2 separate regions of the Homo sapiens genome follow, and region 1 is linked to region 2. The links are chromatin contacts, found by Hi-C in ENCODE. All regions are on one chromosome and are shown on one strand. The core of a region is the stretch at or near the end of the contact, and the rest is flanking DNA. Distances in the headings are between cores, read along the strand shown. Region 1 holds the start of SMIM30 (small integral membrane protein 30). Region 2 holds the start of CAPZA2 (capping actin protein of muscle Z-line subunit alpha 2).

Region 1 (4,405 bases), core at 1,861-4,360, 3.7 Mb before region 2:
CATGCCACCTCAAGACAATTCTCTACTTTTAAGGGGAAAATAGGGAAATGGCAGTTTTCTAATTCTTTCTAGGCACTTTTGGAAATACACGTTGACCAAAGAATGTTTGCCTATAGTCTTATTTTGAACATTTTAAAAACAGTACCTGGAGGTGACTAAGTGACTACTGCACTGTGATTTAAAATGTACTTTAGGTTTGATTTCTCCCATCCCAATGGAAAAGTTGACATGCAAGGAAGCCGCAGCAGCCTTTCTACATCAGCACCCAATGGGCTGGAGTATAAGAGATGACAATTGTTCTATAACTTGCATCATTCCTTTTTCCTTCTTTAAAACACACAAAAAAATGCAGGTACAATCAAGCTATATTAATTATGAAATGTTTAACTGCCAATTAATTTGAATAAAGACTGTTAGTGCTTCCTCTAGCAAAAAATCGAAACAGCTGTGACAAAAACAAGTGCATTCAGTTTCCATGTCTTTATTCTGTGATGCTTCTTCACTCCTTGTACACTTTAACCAAAACTTTCATGCAAGCCAAGTCAGCTCACTCTAGAATTACACCATAAACAGGACTTTAGGTTGCTAGTGCCTGTTTTTGGATAAAAAATGAGGCTCCCAATGTCATCTGGAGAGCTACAGATTGGAAAATGCATTTTAGGAAAAAATTTCACTACTTACCTCCAGTGTGACCCTAAAGTTTGATTTCCTTAGACTACTTTATGCTGGCTACAACTTGAGAATCAAATGAATCACTGAGGACCCTTGTTAGACATGGAGTTCCAGGCCCCATCTCACAGCTATACAACCAGGAGAAAGACCAGGGAATCAAAAAGTCTTATCAAGTGCCTGGAATGATTCTTGGGCTCAAGCAAGTTGGCAGTCTTCTTAAATTTGTAATGTGCATACAAATTAACTTGGGCTTTGGAAACGAATGCTGTTCCTGATCCAATTGGTCTGGGTGGGGCCTGAGATTCTGCATTTCTAACAAGCCCCAGGTGATGTTGCTGGCTTGAAGACACTTTAAGTAGCTAGGCCAGAGAGGATATTTCGTTTGGCTGGCGTACAAATCAGTTTAAGCCATTTCATTTTCCTTCTATATTTCTAGATTTTCTATCAGGGGCTTCTCTGACCTTAATGCTGCCCAGTTCTCATTATGTCTCTTCAAGCTACCGCAATCAGTTAACACAAGGCATCCTGCCCTTCTCCACTTAGCTCATATAAAAATCCACAATGGATACAAACAGCCCCAAATAAGAAATGGACACGAAACATTAACTTATAACATAATGGGTTTATATTTAATATAGTACTTCTCATCAGGAGGATGTTACTCAGTTAATATAAAGTTTTTTTTCAAAACATTAAATCTCTTTTCCATGTCAATGTCTATAGTTTTTTTTTAACATTAAATTTTTTTCCGCATTTCAGTATTAGATACACTGAATACATTTTTCTAAATGTTTTTTCCCTAGAGATAAAAGTTTTCCTTTTTGCCTGACTCTCTGATATCTAAATATAATATTAACTTGGGAGACAACAAAACAAAAATCTAATTTAAAAGACTCCTCAACGATTCAGGAGGCAGTGATTATAACCGAACAGTGGTGATTTCCTAAGATTCTGGGCAAGAACTTCCTTCTTCCTATTTCACATGCTTTGAGAGAATTCTAAGATTATGAAATATTACTTATGTAAATTTCAGCCATCTTACTTCTTTGACTACCTAACTAGCAAATTATAGGCTGCATTTTTCTGTGCATTATTTGTTGTAAAGAAAACATTTTTTTTTCAATTTATAAATGTATGTTTGTTGCCATTTCATGGAAACAATGAAAAATGTGAAACTCCCTTATTTACTGATTCTTGGAACCTTTCACACACCAAATCTCAGGTTTAGCCTCTAAAGCGCAAAGGTTTTCAGGGTGAGGTTTGACTCAGTAGGCCTTTCAAAGTCACATCTGTCCATTTCTTTTTCGTGCATATACCCCCAAGCAGGCACAAATGCCTGTAATGCTGAGAACCACACCTAACAAAAGGGCGATTGCATCACCGGCTTCTACTGCTTCCACAACAGGCAGCACCAAAAGCAGTGACATGAGGACTAAGGACAACTGTGTTGAAACTGAGGTCATGATGTTGGAATCTTGAGGGCTGAAGGTTCCTAGAAATTAAACATGGAAACAAAAAGGAACCATTAAAAATTCCTCCCTTTTCAAATGACAAAATGAACACATGACAAATAACAGGCCAGCCAATCTTTTGGATACTTTATGAATCATTTCCAATCCATCTCCTCATCTTATAGGTGGAAAAACAGAGGGACGTTAAAGACAGTAATTTGAGGTTCATCTCCCTATCTCGTGATAACACTCTAAACCCAGGAATTTTCCACGATAATGCCAACACCTCGTGCATCAACCAAACAAAAATTGAACAGGAGTTCATAATTAAGAACAAACAGAAAAAAAGCACGAGCCACTAACTTGGAAACTTAAAATATCCTAGTGGGTAAAAATTGTACATTTTCTTAGGGTCTCTCCCATCCAAGAAATGCAGACAAATTTGGCAAAAGTCACACAACATATAACTCTGCGAAGTTGTGGGGAATTAATAAGACTTACCAAAGAAATGGTATATATAGAATTCTATCTGACTTGAAATTTTCCCTTCCTGGAGCTCCGGATGCTGAGATTAAGAGGTTCCACGTGACACGACCTATTATTAGCATGGGGGGTGGGGAGGGGGCGGAGAGAAGGATTTAAAAATTAATTATTATTACTATTATTATTTTAAAGAGGCAGCTAGAGTCAGTGCAGAGCGTGGAGGCCATATGGACGGTAGGGGGATAGGTAATGAGTTGAGAAAAGTCTGTCCAACAGGGAACTAGACTTAAAAGTTGGTCAGTTCACCCACACAAGAAAAGGTAAAAAGAAACAGAACAGAGATAATTTCATTTCAGGACTTGATATTAAGATTTGAAAAAGAATTCGTACTTTGGCCCGGCAAGGTCCAAATTTGCTCCTGTTTTACAAATACACTGGTGCAACCTAAGTATCCTTTGGAGACGAGTTCGTACATTACCTTCTAGGAAGCAGCCATTACAGGAATGGCGAGGAGGGCGGAGTCTCCAAACTACATTTCCCACAATCCCTGCCGCCGCCGACTCCTATGATGCCCCGGCGCGTTCCCCCTATAAGTAGCAGAGGGCGTGACGGTCACGCTCTAGCGGAGGCGAAGAGTCGCGAACGCGCGGGACTTCCTTTCCCTGCCCAACGTTTTACTATTAAATAGATGGTTTCGTGTGTTTATATAAAAGCTCACTTCAAAATAAAAGAAATGATAGCAAGTGTTTTCTACCCTGTTGAGTCTGTAAGGCGCACATGTAATTTTGTCTTTTTCTTCGACTGAAATGACACAGCGGGGAGAGAGAACCCAAGTACAGCCCTCTGTTCCGGGTGCTTTTAAACCAGTGGCTTCCAACGTTTCTGAAGCAGGAAATCTCTGTCACCATCTTCCTAATGAAACATATGCCATTTATTAATTTTTTAGTCAATGGGGAAAAAGCGCGGTTAATAAGACATATCGTAAAAGGTTAAAAAACATTTGTAGTGCAAAATAAAGTTTAGGAAAAATGGGTTTAGCCCTGTTGCAGAAGATCTCTCAGGATTCAGGTCCTAAAGTGACAATCTATTCAGGAGTGCACTGCGGTGATTCCTTCCCACCTATGTTTTTGTGAAACCTCAGCCCCAAATGTCCCTACATATTTGTGAAAAGATGTAAAAATACTGCTTTTAAATCATAAAACAAGAATTAGTTATTTGTATATGTAAGTCGTAACCTTTCTGAAAGGCGCTCTTTCAATTGTCTGCTAATTGTGAACTCCTTACTGAACCTTTCTAGTCATCTGATCTTCTGAACTCTTTCATATTTACTGATTTGAAAATTTATTTGCTATCCTTACATTATAAATTATTAATGATGAGGGTTGGGTGTGAAGCCACCTGCCTGGTCTGAAAGTCCCCTGGTTCAGTCTGTTAGATAATGCAGGTACGTTCAGTTCAATGCCAATAATTAGCATGTATTCTTGTGTTGTCGGTTACCCTTTTTCTTACACGTTCCTAGTCTCTCTAGCAAAGATTTATATTCTTGGCTCCTAACCGGCACCCAGCAGGTGCTCAGTAATGTTGCCTAATAATAATAATGATTTGACTAGATAAATATGCCAACAAGATCTTATGAGAGACCGAGAGGTGCCAAATAAACCAAACCAAGGTGACTAGAAAATTGGAAATCTGAGAATAACTGCACAATAACGTCAGCATTGTTTCTCTAACCTTGATTATTTTAACAAGGTTTTGTTCATTTCATCCTTTGTTTTGAGCTACTTTCGTGCCTTTGTAAT
Region 2 (4,538 bases), core at 1,726-4,225:
AAAATACTAATATAGGTGTTGCTGAGTAAACAGGAAAAAAGACAGGAAAAAAAACAAAACCAGAAGTACTGCTGATGCAGCACAGGGTGGTGAATTGAATTTACAGGATGGGATAGTAATTGCCTTCATTAAGTTTTATTTGGTGGACAGTGCCCAGACTTAAGAGGAAGAAAGAAAAATCTTGCAGTGGAAAGAACATGAAATATAAAATAAGATGCCTAGGTTCCAATCCCAGCTCGGTCACTTAGGAGCTATGCAATCTTTTTCTTTCTTTCTTTCTTTCTTTCTTTCTTTCTTTCTTTCTTTCTTTCTTTTTTTTTTTTTTTTTAGATGGAGTTTTGCTCTTGTTGCCCAGGCAACCTCCGCCTCCTGGGTTCAAGTGATTCTCTTGCCTCAGCCTCCCAAGTAGCTGGGATTACAGGTGTGAGCCACCACGCCCAGCTAATTTTTGTATTTTTAGTAGAGACAGGGTTTCCTCATGTTGGCCAGGCTGGTCTCAAACTCCTGACCTCAGGTGATCTGCCCACCTCTGCCTCCCAAAGTGCTGGGATCTATGCAATCTTAAATCATTTAGCCTCATTTTTTTCTTCTGTAAAATGGGTATAATGGTACTGATAAGAACCTCACTTGAGGTTGCAGTGAGAAATCAATGAAGCAATGATTTGTAATCTATAAGAGTAAACATGTTAATTTTCATCCAGTGTTACCCTTGGTTAAACTATGTGGTTTATTCTCTTTATCTTCTTCACAACGTTTATCCTCGAAAGGACACCTGCTTTTTTCTGCATGTGTCAGCATGCTTCTCCTTCCTCTTCTCTCCCCAAATGAACCATCAGTTTTTCAATATCATAGCTTCTGTTTGCCGTCCATTCACAAAAAACAATGATTTGCACATTATGAACACCCAATAAATTACTTAATAATAAGGTCTTGCCTCTGAACATTTATTTGATACTCTCACATTTCATTTATGTGCAGCTGTCAGATTCATCTTGCTGCACATATTTCTGATCATGTCATGTCACTGTTCAAAAGTTCTCAACAGTTCCTCACGGAATCTGAACGCCTATCTTAAACCCTAAGGCCTTACCACTCAAAATGTGGTCTCCAGATCAGGAGCACTGGCATCAGCTGGGAGCCTGTTATTCTACAGGCTGTATTCTGGAGAATACAGATTCTCCAGTCTCATGCCACATCTATTGAATTAACAACTTCGTTTTCACAAGATTCCCAATTGATTCATATCTACGCAGCTTTGATTACATGTTTAATCTCTCATAAACTTCAAGCTTCAAAAGCAGGGTTGCTAGATTTAGCAAATAAAAGTAAAGGATGTCCAGTAAAATTTGAAAACAATGAGTAATTTTTTGGTTTAAGTATGTCTCCACTGCTTCATGGGACATACTTTTTAAAAGATTGCTTATCTGCAATTCACATTTGATTAAGTGTCCTATATTTAATATGGCAAACCTATTCAGGAGGGTAGGATCCATGTCTAACATAGCTTTGTATTCCCCTGGAATAGTACAGTGCCTTCCCCAACTGTTTTTGTTTTTTTTTGTTTTGCTTTTTGAGACAGAGTCTTGCTCTGTCACCCAGGCTGGAGTACAGTGGCGCGACCTCGGCTGACTGCAACCTCCGTCTCCCGGGTTGCAGGGACAGGGACAACCTCCGCCTCTCGGGTTGCAATGACTTCTGCAACTCTCCTGCCTCAGCCTCCCGAGTAGCTGGTATTACAGGTATGCGCCACCACGCCCCGGATAATTTTTGTATTTTTAGTAGAGACGGGGTTTCTTCATGTTGGCCAATCTGGTCACGAACTCCTGACCTCAGATGATCTGCCCACGGAGGCCTCCCAAATTGCTGGGATTACAGGCCTGAGCTACCGCGCCCGGCCCCAACTGTTCAATATATGTTTGTTTAATGAGTAGAAAATGAGCTTCTTGAGTATGGAAGTTTCTCTTTTTATTTCAACAGTTTTGGAATACAGGTGGATTTTTGGTAACATGGATAAGTCCTTTAGCGGTAACTTCTGAGATTTTAGTGCACCCATCACCTGAGCAGTGTACCCTGTACCCAATACGTAGTAATTTATCCCCTCCCCAGTCCCCAAAGTCCATTTTATCATTCTTATGCCTTTGAACCCACATAGCTTAGCTCCCACTTATAAGTGAGAACATAAAATATTTGGTTTCCCATTCCTGAGTTACTTCACTTAGAATAATGGCCTCCAGCTCCTTCCAAGTTGCTGCAAAAGGCATTATTTCGTTCCTTTTTATGGCTGAGTAGTATTCCATGGTGTATATACCCACATTTGCTCTATCCACTCATTGGTTGATGGACACTTAGGTTGGTTCCATCTCTTTGCAATTGCGAATTGTGCTGCTATGAACATGTATGTCTAGCTTGCTTTTTTCCCCCTCAACACTGTATCCCCAGAGACTAACACAGTGCCCCGCACCCCGTTAAAGAACCAAAAAATATTTGTTGGATGAATAAAGGAGTATATCAAGAGCAATCTTTCAATTATGGAGAGGGTCGTGATGTGTATTTTAATGAAAGCCAACTATCTTCTCTAATATTTGAAAAAACAATGTTTAAAAGGCTTCTATTTGTACACCTTTTCACATTTTAGCTGGCAGAGTTCAGGACTTGATGGAAACATAACGAAGGGCTCAGAATGTACTCATCGCAGACTGAGCCCATATGGTCACAGTGGGGAGAGCACGCTGCACTCAAGATGCTAGCAAGCCTGCAGCAGGCGGCCCAGCGAGACACGGTCCCCCGCCCGGCCACCAGGCGCCCGCGCACGCGCACAGCCGCGCTCAGTCCGCGAGGGCCGGGTCGAGGGAGGCGGGGCTCCCGGGGTGCGCGTGCGCGGCGGCCTGAGCGGCGGGCCCCTCCCTTAGCGGGGGCGCGCGGCGCTGAGGACCGCACGGAAACGGGGAAGTCAGGTGGCCGCTGCCGCCGCCGCCGCCGCGGTTTGTCGCCAGAAGGAAGATGGCGGATCTGGAGGAGCAGTTGTCTGATGAAGAGAAGGTAAGAGTCGCGGGGGCGACGGCGCGGGCTGTCAGGAGCCGGCTCAGCCCGGGCGGGTGGGCCCGGAGTCTGGTCGCGGGGGAAGGGCATTGGCCCGCAGCTGGCCTTGCCCTCGGCTGCCCTTCCTCCCCCATCCTTACTGCGCCCAGTGCCTGCCCCTGTCCGTCACCCGAGGCCCCGCGCGGGGGCAGGTCTCTGCCAGGCCTGCTCGCTCCGCTCCTTGTAGGGTGTGTACTCCGAAAATAGGAAGCGGGAGCCGGGCGACGGCGGGCGGGGGCGCGGGCGCGGGGGAGGGCGGCGGCTGCCCAGGACCCTCTCCTGCTGTCGGGCCGCGGGGCCTCCGCCGGGGCCGGGGACCGGGGACCAGGGACGCAAAGGGGTTTGCGTCCGTGCGTGGGAGCGGCCCAAGGGCAGTGCCCAGCGCGGCGGCCTGGCCTGTGAGTGTAGCGGCGGGTGAGGGGAAGGGAAAAATCGCTTAGGAAGCAGACCTTCACTTCTCCCTTCTACTTCCCCCTCCTCAAAGCAAAATGCTTCCTTTTCTGATCCTCTACGGTTTATCCTTTTTTTTCCCTTTCCCCATGGAGGCATCTCTCCCTCCTTCTCTCTTTCCTTTCGTGGCTCTAGCAGTAAGCTTGCAGCTCCCATGTTCCCCAGGAGGCAGCGGAGTTGCTCACAAAAAGACGACCCCCTCCCCATAGTTGTTTTCTGCCCACGTTGGCAGCAGCCCCCCCCCGGGGGTCGATTTGGTGGCACCTCACTTTCCTGCTAGGACTTCTTCCGAAGAGGGGAAAATGTGCAACTCCTTTTACTGTATATTAGATGCTGTGACAGCAATGGAACCAGATGAACGACTTAAGTTCTCAGATATTTAAAACGAGTAATGGAATAATTCATTGAACTGCTGCTCTCTTAATTCGCCCCTTTCGTTTGGCTTTTGGGAACGTCCCATTCCCGAGGGTGGTGGGGTAGGGGAGAACCCTGCTAATTTTGACTGTTTCTCGGAAAGGACCCTTAGAAGTAACTGACAGAACATAGGAATGAGTTAGTTGCAGGGTTGGAAATGTCCACTCTTCGTTAAAGAGTGCTTCATTTTTAAATTTCAAAGCCAGTGCAGGAAAATACAGGTACATTTAGGTATGTTGTGGTGTTTAAGAAATCTTCATGTAAGTCTGAGGATATTTTCATTTAGGACCCTCTGCTCTAGATGTTTTTATATGCTGTGTTCTTGCACCGAAATAGAAGGTTCTGTCCCATTCCCAATGTGAATGGTCAGAAGTCAGCCTCATCTTTATTTTCGGAAATCTTTTTTTCTCTTGTGTTCTTCGGTGAAAGTGATAATACAACAACAAAATGGGGGCGAGCAACGTCTCCATAGCCCACAGACCCAGTAGGCAGATCCCCGTATCCACAAAAGTTGCTGTACAGTATTCAATGTATAATCTTGATAAATAATCCTATTTTATTTAGGTGACTGAAAGTGTACAGGAGTGCACAAACAT

What was found. A loop is a pair of places that touch in the nucleus more often than their neighbours do. Pooled maps may share reads with other maps.
Region 1: a map of CD8-positive, alpha-beta T cell shows a loop between it and region 2 (11-fold over the local background). The contact joins the promoter of SMIM30 here to the promoter of CAPZA2 in region 2. A Hi-C loop is called at or near these places in 2 of 168 maps with a recorded cell type or tissue (CD8-positive, alpha-beta T cell and naive thymus-derived CD4-positive, alpha-beta T cell), 1 of 37 single-sample maps with no recorded cell type and 13 of 50 pooled maps.

Annotation. Positions count from the first base shown.
Region 1 is chr7:113,115,444-113,119,848 of GRCh38, forward strand. It overlaps SMIM30 (small integral membrane protein 30), which reads right to left and starts at 3,111. Exons shown (of 3, transcript NM_001352688.2): 1 at 3,085-3,111; 2 at 2,625-2,718; 3 at 1,275-2,164. The coding sequence starts at 2,135. The coding sequence ends at 1,956. The region is part of intron 2 of LOC107986837; the gene reads left to right. RefSeq lists enhancers at 2,882-3,476, 3,371-3,510.
Region 2 is chr7:116,859,612-116,864,149 of GRCh38, forward strand. It overlaps CAPZA2 (capping actin protein of muscle Z-line subunit alpha 2), which reads left to right and starts at 2,976. Exons shown (of 10, transcript NM_006136.3): 1 at 2,976-3,039. The coding sequence starts at 3,001. RefSeq lists enhancers at 2,594-2,643, 2,595-3,357 and a silencer at 2,724-3,463.